Regions from separate parts of the Homo sapiens genome. Here region 2 is linked to region 1. The links are chromatin loops, found by intact Hi-C in ENCODE. Cell type or tissue: IMR-90. All regions are shown on one strand. Each heading gives the region's core, and the rest is flanking DNA. Links, peaks and the distances in the headings are about the cores only.

Region 1 (5,377 bases), core at 124-5,123:
GTTTCACACAAGTTAACTACCATGTGAGATAAGGAGGAGAGATTACTGACCCTGTTTTTTACAAATGAAAAACCTAACAATTGGACTTGTTAACAGCTCATATGCAGTAAATCCAGGATAAGACCTTGGGTCTCTTGACTCCTAAACAAGCGATTTACTCAAGACCCCACTGTGTCTTCCAGCCCTAGCTACCTTCTCTCTACCGCCCCAGCCTTCTAGGCTTTCTCCTTCTCTCAAGTCACTTACTTCGAGGCACACTTACCCAACCTTTGCATTTCTGCCTTCTGTCACATCCTGCTCTGTTTCCACAATTATCAAGTGACTCAGCTCTCCAATTAAACTGTGTACATGTCTATTCAATACCATTCAGCTGTAAAATAACCTACACATTTCTACAGTGATGCCTAGGACAAAGTTTTATTCACCAAGCGACTATGCCACCGGCTCCAGTTAAAGACTACCAGGAACATACCTGTGGTCAAACAAAGTTGGGTTCATTGGTTCACTGCAGCAAGGTGGACACTACAACAGGCAGAATTTCAGAGATCTCAGCAAGAGGATGTCAGGAGGAGCTCATTATACAATTTGGACTGTGTTCAGTGATTTAGGGGTAGGCTCAGGGAAATGTAGTTTTGCTCTGAATTGGGTGCTGTCAACAGAGCAGAAATTTTATGATGACGTAGCTTCCTAATTTTTATCTAAGAGGCAGGAGGAACAGAATGAGGCTAAAGCCATAATCGGTAAAGAAACATTCGTGTGAGCTGAGACTGGGGAATGTTTGGTTGTTTTTGTGCCTTGCAGTGATCTTGCTTTTATCTGTGCTCAGTGTTGATGATTGAGTGGTCTTGTTTTTGTCTTGTTCTATTACCAACATAGAGTGACTCCATCACTCTATATTGTATTCTGTGAAACTCTTTATGCCCAAGAAGAGAACACACAAAGGCCCCAGCTATTAGAGCCAGGCTGGCTCTAAGCAGATAGCAGCAGAAGGAACTATTCTTTGTAATTTTCTCGACAACTTGTTCCACAAGTCACAATACCTGTTTGTGGTATTTACTTTGTACTTTTTAAAAATAAGACTCATGATGGAGAAGGCTGATGTGAGCCAACGTTGAAAGGTCAGCCCTGGAGCTACAAAAAGAGGCCTCTGAGCTGAGAAACTGAAACCGATGCTCCCAGATGAAGTTTTTTTTTTCCTGCCATCAACTGTGGAAGTAATTAATAGTCACTTTTATTTCAGAATTTGTTTTATATTTAACAAAGCCTCCTGAGCATCCCTTCATGGCTTCAAGGTGGTCTGGGCACAAGATCGATAAAGATTTCGCCCCTTAATTAGGTTACATTCCAGCAAAGGTAACATGTGTTTTTTGTCTATAAAAATAAACACAACAAATTTAAAAAAACATACAGTCTGTTAGAAAGTGCTAAGTACGATAAAGGCTGGGCACGGTGGCTCACACTTGTAATCCTAGCACTTTTGGAGGCCAAGGCGGGCAGATTGCCTGAACTCAGGAGTTCGAGACCAGCCTGGGCAACACAGTGAAATCCCGTCTCTACTAAAAAAACATATATACAAAAAATAAGCCGGGCGTGGCGGCGTACACCTGTAGTCCCAGCTACTTGGGAGGCTGAGGCAGGAGAATTGCTTGAACCTGGGAGGCGGAGGTTACAGTGAGTGGAGATTGGGCCGCTGCACTCCAGCGTGGGCAAGACAGCGAGACTCCGTCTCCAAAAAAAAAAAAAAAAAAAAAAAGAAAGAAAGAAAGAAAGAAAAGTGATAAGTGCTATGAAAATAAAGAAAAAACAGAACAGGGTAAAGAGGGATGGGAATGCCAGGCGAGGGTCACAGTGATCAATGAGGCAGCCAGGCAAGCCCTCCGCCATATGAAACTGAAACATGAGAAAGTCTTGATGGAAATGAAGGGGGGGCCTAAACAAAGCCACCAAAGAGAAATTAATCCAAGGAGAAATTAATCCAAAGGGAAATCAGCACCATCGTCTCATTTCAGATATGCGACAACTGAGAACTAGAGAGGTCTAGGAACTTGTCCGAGACCACACAATTTGATGATAGAACCAGGTGGAACGTGGGTCTGCAGATTCCCTGCCACAAGCTTCCTTCCCTATAATGAACAGGATATAAGAGCATTCTGTATAGGATCAAATCCAGAAGTAACTCCAGAATCACAGGCAGAAACAGCCGCTGCTTTTCAAGCACACACAGGTTTACAATACCTGTGTGTATCCATGCCAACTTGCAAAGTGTTAACTACCAAATGATCCTGAGAGGTCCAACCTTTAGCCTCATTCAAAACAGGGGAAGAGGAGGAGGCTGTGAGCATTTAAGTCCCTTGTTCAACATCTAGATGGCCAAAGGCAGGGTTTATTTTCAAACCCCAGCTGCATAATTTCATAGCTCTATTATGCAAAACACCACACACCAGTATGATGTTCACAGATACATGTGGCCTACATAACCCTTAATAATACCTACTTCACAGACAGTTGTGAGGCTTAAATAAGTATGCCCACATATGCCGAAGATAGCAAGGATACAAAAAAGTGCCAGTTCCTTTCCCACATGTGCTGAGTTGGAAACAGCTTGGTGCCAGAGCACGTCCACAAGGATATGTCTGCCTGTTGTGCCGTCTGCTGTATCCTCAAAACCTGCCTTGGGGCAGGCACTAAATATTCACTGAATGGATGGAAAATAGAAGTATGCAAGCTCTTCCTTCTGCTCTTTGTTCTCAATACTCTAGGGATCCCCGAGAACACCTCTCAGTTCAGCTGTGGACAAGAGGAAGCAAATGCGAAAGTGAAACTGCTCTCAGCAGGTCCCAACTGAGTCCCTACTGGGCAGGCTCGTGGCCAGCCAGATGCCCAGACCGGCCATACCAGACAGTCCTTGTAGAGGCTGAACAAGATAAATTGCCTATTGTGGATTAAAAAATCTACCAAAGCACTCTAGAATGGATTCCAAGATCCATTTGCATCAAAAACGTGAAAGCAAATGAGTATCACATTCAAGGACTTGGCATATCACAAACTCAGAGCTGATCAATGTAATTATAAATGCACTTAAGGGGAAAAAAAAAAAAAAAAAAAAAAAAAAGAAAGGACCTTGCCCTGGGCATGAAGAGAAGCCATGACAGGCTGCTTTGTTAAATATAAAACAAATTCTAAAATAAAAGTGACTATTAATTACTTCAGCAGTTGATGGCAGAAAAAAAAAATCTTGGTCTGGGAGCATCGGTTTCAGTTTCTCAGCTCAGAGACCCCTTTTTATAGCTCCAGGCTGACCTTTCACCATCGGCTCACATCAGCCTTCTCCATCATGAGTCTTATTTTTAAAAAGTACAAGGTAAATCCCCCAGTGTTCTAATCAAGCCCCCTTACTCACTTGAAGGGTAACCTTCATAGAAAAGAGAGCACTTGATAAATTCCAAAGCAAGTAAAAATAAGACATTATGAAGAAGATAGTCTAATCATCACAGCTAATTACAAAAGCAGAGTACATCATTTTATTCTCCCCAAGTGTCTCCAGTTTATTTAAAAAAAAAAAGGTCCAATTTAACAAAGACATTCTGTGTTACTGGTCTGAAGAGACACAGAAGGAATCTTGGGAGATGCAGTTGTGATTTATAAAGCCAAAGAGTTAGCTGTTGAAACAGTTATTCATAAATGTATCGGTGACATATGTAAATATATAATGATATGCCAACTGGATGCAAGAGCCCGGCGAAGGTGCTGTGGGGTGCCATGTTGCATCAAGCGAGGCCGCGTCCTTCACAAGCTTATGGCTGATTGCAGCATTACAAAACCCCAGAGGCAGGACCACAAGGCATTCAGCAGAGAGAGAGAGCACTTTCCAGCTCAGGAGGCCCGGGCAGTCATTCTGGAGAAGGTGGCATATAAAGTGGGCCTTAGGCTGGGCACGGTGGCTCACGCCTGTAATCTCAGCACTTTGGGAGGCCGAGAAGGGCGGATTATGAGGTCAGGAGACCGAGACCATCCTGGCAAACACGGTGAAACCCTGTCTCTACTAAAAATACAAAAAAATTAGCCGGGTGTGGTGGCGGTACCTGTAGTTCCAGCTACTCGGGAGGCTGAGGCAGGAGAATGGCATGAACCCAGGAGGCGGAGCTTGCAGTGAGCGGAGATCGCGCCACCACACTCCAGCCTGGGCAAGACAGCGGGACCCCGTCTCAAAAAAAATAAATAAATAAAAATAAAGTGGGCCTTGAAGAACGGGTGGAAGGTAGAGGGGTGGAGTGGGAAACTGTCAGAACCCTAACCATTTGCTAGCCACTCCATGTGCCCCCAACCTGCCCAACCCAGAAAGGATCAGGCGAGAGACCTCAGGGTCTGGAGGGCCCATCACGCCTCACCAGGGCTGTGTGGTACAATCCCCAGGACCCATGTTTCAGAACCCAAATGCCACATTCCAGCCAAGATGGCAGGAATCAGAATTTCAGAGGTGGGGCTTGGTCCTGTGCTTCTGGGAAAGGCCCTCAAGGAATTTCTGATGAGCAGCCCTCTGCCCCCAGGAACCACAGATTAACACCAGTATCTTAGTTTTCGAAGTGGAGCAAATGAAACTCAGAGTGGGGGGGTTCCTTACTTTTTCATCATCATTCTGATGAATATGTAGTGAATACCAACCTCAGGATACAAAAATTAATAAAGCCCATACCTGCCCTCATTACACGTTTTTTGCTCAGTGAGTCCTTACAGCAAAACCATGAAGGACTACTGTCATCTCTTCACATGCCCCCTTTTTATTAAGACAAAGAAACTGAAGCTTAAAAGGTTAAGAGAACAGGAATAATAAATGATGGAGTCGGGATCAAGTCTTGGCATCCTGAGACGCACCCCGCACCTCTGTGCTGCTTACTGGAGGCTTCCCGGGCACCCAGCCCTACGCTGGCACCTGGGCGATGACTATGTACAACAAATGGCCTCTGATCTCAGTAGGAATAGGGGGTTTAGGGGACAGCAGAAGAGAGCTGTCCAAGAACCAAACTTCCACTGAAAAGATTTCAAAATGTTTCATGTGCAGAATCCAACCAGAGTGCTGAACTGTGGCCATACCCGGACCAGTTCTCAGGGGGCCATGCTCCTCTGGAAATGTTCTCCACCCAGACAAACACATGCCTCTCCATGGAAGAGGGTCAGAACCATTCCCGACAGAACAAGCTGGGTGGGTGGGTGGTGGGTCTAAGCAGTCACTTCCCCCTCAGAGCCTCAGTGAGGTCCATACGAAGAGGCTGAAATGAAGACTTAAGGCGCAGCTCCTAGAAGTGATAAATAGATCTACTGATCATCAGCCAAGAGAGTAAGACACAGGGGAAATCCCACCAGAACTGGGAATTAGACA
Region 2 (5,377 bases), core at 173-5,172, 61 kb before region 1:
GTAGTGAATAAGTCTTATGAGATCTGAGAATTTTACAAATGGGAGTTCCCCTGCACAACCTCTCTTTCCTGCCACCATGTAAGACATGACTTTGCTGTTCATTCACCTTCTGCCATGATTGTGAGGCCTGCCCAGCCATGTGAACTGTGAGTCCATTAAACCTTTTTCCTTTATAAATTACCCACTGTCCAGTATGTCTTTATTAGCAGCGTGAGAACATGCTAATACACCTGGCATAGCAACTGACACCCAGTAGCCCCTCAATAACTATTGTGAAGGGAAACTGGCCTACACTGAATCATCCAAGGATACAGCAGGAATTTAAACCAATTTTTTTTTCTTTAAGTCCAAAATATTTTTAACTCTAGAACTCTACACTCAACCACTTCAAAAGCCAATATATATTTGTTAAGTGAATAAAAGAAAACTAAGATGGTTCTTTTCCTTGAGGTATTTATAACTCAACAGAAATACTTACAATTCATACTGCTTAGAGATTTCCATCTATCTTTTTGCCTTCAGATATATGATGAAAGACCAGGCTATGCCTCTCCGGAAGCTGACCAAAGTTTAAATGTATCCTACCTGTCACAAAGATTGAAAAACTCCGCATCCAGAGCATCTACTAATCTGACATGCCAACTTCTCAAGTTCTACAAAATATAAGATATAACTGACATGTACATCTAAAAGCTCTGTTGAATTTTGTTTTCACAGCAATACATACCAAGAATATTTATTTAGATAACTTCAGAAGTTTCAATCCTTTTTTTATTTTGTTTTTGCTTTAAAAGGCCCACAAGCACATATCCTTTCAAGGTGAACACCAGGTAAATTCTACCAAAAACAACGGCAGTAACTTTTCATTTTACCTACCACAAACACAAATTTCTTAAGAGAATATAAAGGATAGATGGTCTGTTTTATAACTTGTACTAGTTATAAAGAAAAGCCTTCTAAATGAAGAATGAAAACTTTATTCTATAAGTAAATGAGAAAAGCTCATGAGCGAGATAAATCATTAAAATTAAAATGTCTTTGTGCTGTACACTGGAAAGGCTGTAGCCACCTTTAAACTTTCCCCAGGAAGTTTAGGAATGGTGAGCATGTCTGCGTAGTATCCTTATGGCTGGCCAAAAAAATTAAAAAAGAAGAACAAAGAGCAGTCTCAAGAATTAAAAAAGCATGATCCTTTGGGGCCGTATACCCTAGGAGTAAACTCTTCTGCACAACTCAGTAATTTCCATGGATTATAATATGGCACAAAGGGGAACTGAGTCATATTACAAAAAAATTTAATTATTTTCAGTCTTTTCTGTTTGCAAAGGAAGAAAAATACTAGCTTAGAACATTTTCCACAAAATCATTATGCCTCTTTGGTTTCATTTTGTGTTTAGAAATGTTGCTGCCTAAAGGGAAAAGTGCCACTTCATCTGAAAATTCATTTGTATGGAATATCTCACTGCTAACAATGCCTTATCATTAGGTTATTGGGCACTTTATGGATAAATTTCTGTTGGAAAAATGCTGCTAAAGAGCAGAGATTATTATATAGAAATCATTATAGACTTTCATTATGGAAGCCAAGCCAAAGGCTTACTACTTCTATGACCACCAGCACTAGTGCTACCACTATTACTGCCAGCACTAGTGCCATTGCTACTCATATTACTACTCACAACTACCACCATCATCCTAGGAAAAATACTCTAAGTCTTGTGTCCAAGGGAAAAAGAAATTTTTATGTGTCTTATTTGTGAAGTGCATACTGCATGCTAAGACAGGCACTTGATAACATTACCTCGTTTACTACTCACAACAGCCCCACAGGGTAGGCTTTTTTATTATCTGTTCCCTTTTCTATGTGAGAAATAGATGCCCAGAGAGCCTAAATGCAGAGCCTCAGAGTCCAGGAGCACTTAGCAGCAGAACCAGTGTTCAGACTCAGAGACGTCAATTCGGTAAAACAGAACGCACTATGGCCACAGACAACCTAGGATTATACTTGTTAGGAGGTGATATGCTTTGGCTGTGTCCCCACCCAAATCTCATCTTGAACTGTAGTTCCCATAATCCCCACATGTCATGGGAGGGACCTGTTAGGACGTAATCAAATCACAAGGGGTGGTTACCCCCATGCTATTCTCGTGATAATGAGTGTGTCTCAGGAGTTCTGATGGTTTTATAAGTGTCTGGCATTTTCCCTGCTGGTACTTCTCCTTGCTCCCGCCATGTGAAGAAGGATGTGCTTGCTTCCCCTTCCACCATGACTGTAAGTTTCCTGAGGCCTCCCCAGTGATGCTGAACTGTGAATCAATTAAACCTCTTTCCTTTATAAACTGCACAGTCTGGGGTATGTCTTTATTAGCAGCATGAGAATGAACTAACACAGGAGGGCAAGGTCTAACCAGGAAAATCTGTTACTAGGAAACCCCTAAGAGGGCAGGATATTGGGGAATCAGAAAATAATGAGGCATCTTTCATTTCCTAAAGACAACGTTACAAACCAGAATAATCAAGTCACATATTCAAAACAAAAAAAAACAAAGCACAGAAGCAAAAAAACACAAGTTTTGAAACTCTTCCTCCATAGGAAATGTAGGAGTTCCCAAGCCCTCACCTAGTAGCATCCACACCCTCCTTTCTCTCCCCCATTCTTAGCCAAGATTTTCAAATTACTCAGGAGAAAACAGACCCCTTTCTCACTGTGTTCAGGGACTTCCCCAAAACCCCAGCCACGGGAAAAAGAAAGGAGAAGGTGGGGCCAGGGGAGGGGCTAAAGAAGACACTGACATTGAGCACCTCTTCTAGACCAAGTACCATCTCCTTTAATATCCACAAACAGCTTTCCACCCAAACAGCGAAAGCTGCTGAGCGTGCCCAGAGGAGGAGACGGAGGCAGGGAGTTCCACGACTGGCCATGCTGCAGCGAGCAGTGCCATGAAGATTTATGAGATGTTTACCACACTCCTACAGCATCGCACAGGATAAGTGTTCAATGTGGCATTATTATTCACATTAGCAATCCAAAGAAGAGCTGAAAAACATGTTCTGAAACTTTAAAATGTCAGTCTCTCTCTCATCACCCTGGATCACAACGGGGCTGTCAATTTTAAAAATATCATGGCTGGAGGAGAAAAGGAAACAGCCAACCACCCCACATCTGATAAAAGATACTAGACTTTTCCAGGCTTCAATGAGGAAGGACAAAATCAGTCTCCGCTCCCACCTGGCATACATAATGCCCACCAGGACTGAGTGGGAGATAATCGTCTGAAACAGGGAGCAGCAGCTTCCAACAGCTCCCCCATGTTTACTGAAATGAGGCCTTAACTCTAGTTTTATTTATTGCAAATCCATTTAGGAAATGAAAGGTTCAAATGTCCAATTCCCACTCCCAAACCTGAAACCCGGCACAGGCTGTGAGAAGTGAGGAATATTGCTTCTTTTCTCAGGAGAACAGCTTTTATTCCAGAATACGGATAGCTACTGTCACTTCCAGAGTCCCTCCTACCTCCCGCAAGAACACAGGAAAAATCCTTCTCCCTAAATAGAACTTTTTCCAGCTCCTCTCTTAAGCTATGTGGTATGTGTAGCTTCATCACTGCAGATCTCTGTTTTCTCAAATAAGGCAAGCACCCCCCAACTTTTTTTTTTTCATAAGAATCTGTCCTCTTATTGCCTCTCTGTCATAATCATACAAAGAGGGGGTGGTGTGAGAATCTCTTGCTTTCATGCAAATGGATCTAAAAATAAAAGAAAACTAATAAAGAAGGAATTGATAACCATAATTTTTTTTTCCAAAAGAATATGTTTTCATTTGTAAGTTTTCTATAGAGCCTCTGTCTCCTACAACTGCAGGGAAAATAAAGTTTATTAATGTTGAGGGGAAAACAGGGCCTGTATATTGCAAGGCTGCAAGCATGAAGATGGTAAGTTTATGCTAGATGGGATGCCCAACCCCCAAACTCACATATCCAGAAGCTTCCCAGGACCCACATTCAAGTCTGCGACGTATGTAGTTGGGCCCCATGTGTCTGTGCATATAATTTGTGAATAATTTGCAAATGCTGGTGGAGACTGTGCAGCCGTCTTTTCCCAAACACTAGACCACAAAAGATGGTGTCTGAGTCTGATTCTTCTCAGGAGGGAGGGAAGAAAGAAGGGAACCCTGAGATCGCCCAGACACCACCAATCCCAGGTGGGCCCCAAGGGCTCAGGCTGGGGCATGGAGTACCTCTGCCCACAGAACTTGTTTTTAAAGCCAGAACTGCTCTCGAAGAGGAGCAAGAAGGCAGCAAATACCAGAAGCCAGGCAACTGTCAGGGTGAAGAGCCTGGCCTCTTCAGACAGACCAGAGTTCCAACCCCAGTCTATCCTTTTACTGCTGTGTGGCCTTGGACAAGTGGCACAAATTCTCTAAACTCAGTTTTCTTATCCATCCAGAAACCACAGACTCATTTCCTCAAAGTGGGAAAATTTCTTTCTTTTCTTTTTGAGATGGAGTCTCGCTCTGTCGCCCAGGCTGGAGCACAGTGGCACGATCTCGGCTCACTGCAACCTCCGCTCCCGGGTTCAAGCAATTCTCCTGACTCAGCCTCCCGAGTAGCTGGGATTACAGGTACGTGCCACCACACCCAGCTGATTTTTATATTTTTAGTAGAAATAGGGTTTCACTATATTGGCCAGGCTGATCTTGAACTCCTGATCTCAGGTGATCCGTCTGCCTCCGCCTCCCAAAGTGCTGGGATTACCATCGTGAGTCACCGTGCCCGGCCTTAAAATGGGACAATTTCAAGAGTAAAAAGGAACACTATTCATATAAAATGAGGCCAAACTCCCTCAGAGGATGCTTGAAGTGAGACTGCGTCAGCATTGTTTTCCTTTACCTTCAGCATGTCATAGGACTCAATGAATGGTAAGAGTTGTTGCTGATCCTATTTTAAGAGAACTAGTCTTTAAAGAGGTTTGAATTCAGTCTCCGTCTTTGTAAACTGTGTAATCTGGTATAAATTAATCCTAAAACCCAATTTCATCTAAAAAGTAGGAGTAGGATAAATACAGTAACAAGTTGTAGGGCTGCTGAAAGCTCAGCATGGGAGAATTTAAGTACTTAACACTTAGCATAATTGCTGGTATACAGTAAGTATTTCATTAACAGCCATAATAATTACTACCACTACTTACTTATATGTAGGTTTACACAGACGCAAATAACTTGATCCTTGCAGCAACCATGACTATATATACACATTAACGGATCTATGTATAAGAAGTTTTAGGAGGGAGAGGGAGAGAGAGAGACAAAGAGAGAAACACACTAGACATAGTGGTTAAGAATATAGGCTGTGGACCATCCCATTACTGAGTATATACC

Evidence for each region. A loop is a pair of places that touch in the nucleus more often than their neighbours do. Peaks named below come from ENCODE experiments on the same cell type or tissue, not always from the same donor. Only the 100,000 strongest peaks of a DNase experiment are listed, where the experiment ranks them.
Region 2: a loop joins it to region 1, with 2.0 times the contacts of the local background. A loop is called at or near these places in 7 of 110 quality-filtered maps.

The regions. Positions count from the first base shown.
Region 1 is chr22:33,851,127-33,856,503 of GRCh38, forward strand. The region is part of intron 1 of LARGE1 (LARGE xylosyl- and glucuronyltransferase 1); the gene reads right to left. Among named protein-coding and RNA genes, the nearest start is that of LARGE1, 67 kb to the right of the region's middle. RefSeq lists enhancers at 2,219-2,720, 2,621-2,890, 2,721-3,220. In IMR-90, for the core only: no CTCF peak of the experiment used is centred there; a DNase peak (open chromatin) is centred at 2,835; H3K4me3 peaks cover 679 bases; H3K27ac peaks cover 469 bases.
Region 2 is chr22:33,790,142-33,795,518 of GRCh38, forward strand. The region is part of intron 1 of LARGE1 (LARGE xylosyl- and glucuronyltransferase 1); the gene reads right to left. Among named protein-coding and RNA genes, the nearest start is that of LARGE-AS1, 68 kb to the left of the region's middle. In IMR-90, for the core only: no CTCF peak of the experiment used is centred there; no DNase peak of the experiment used is centred there.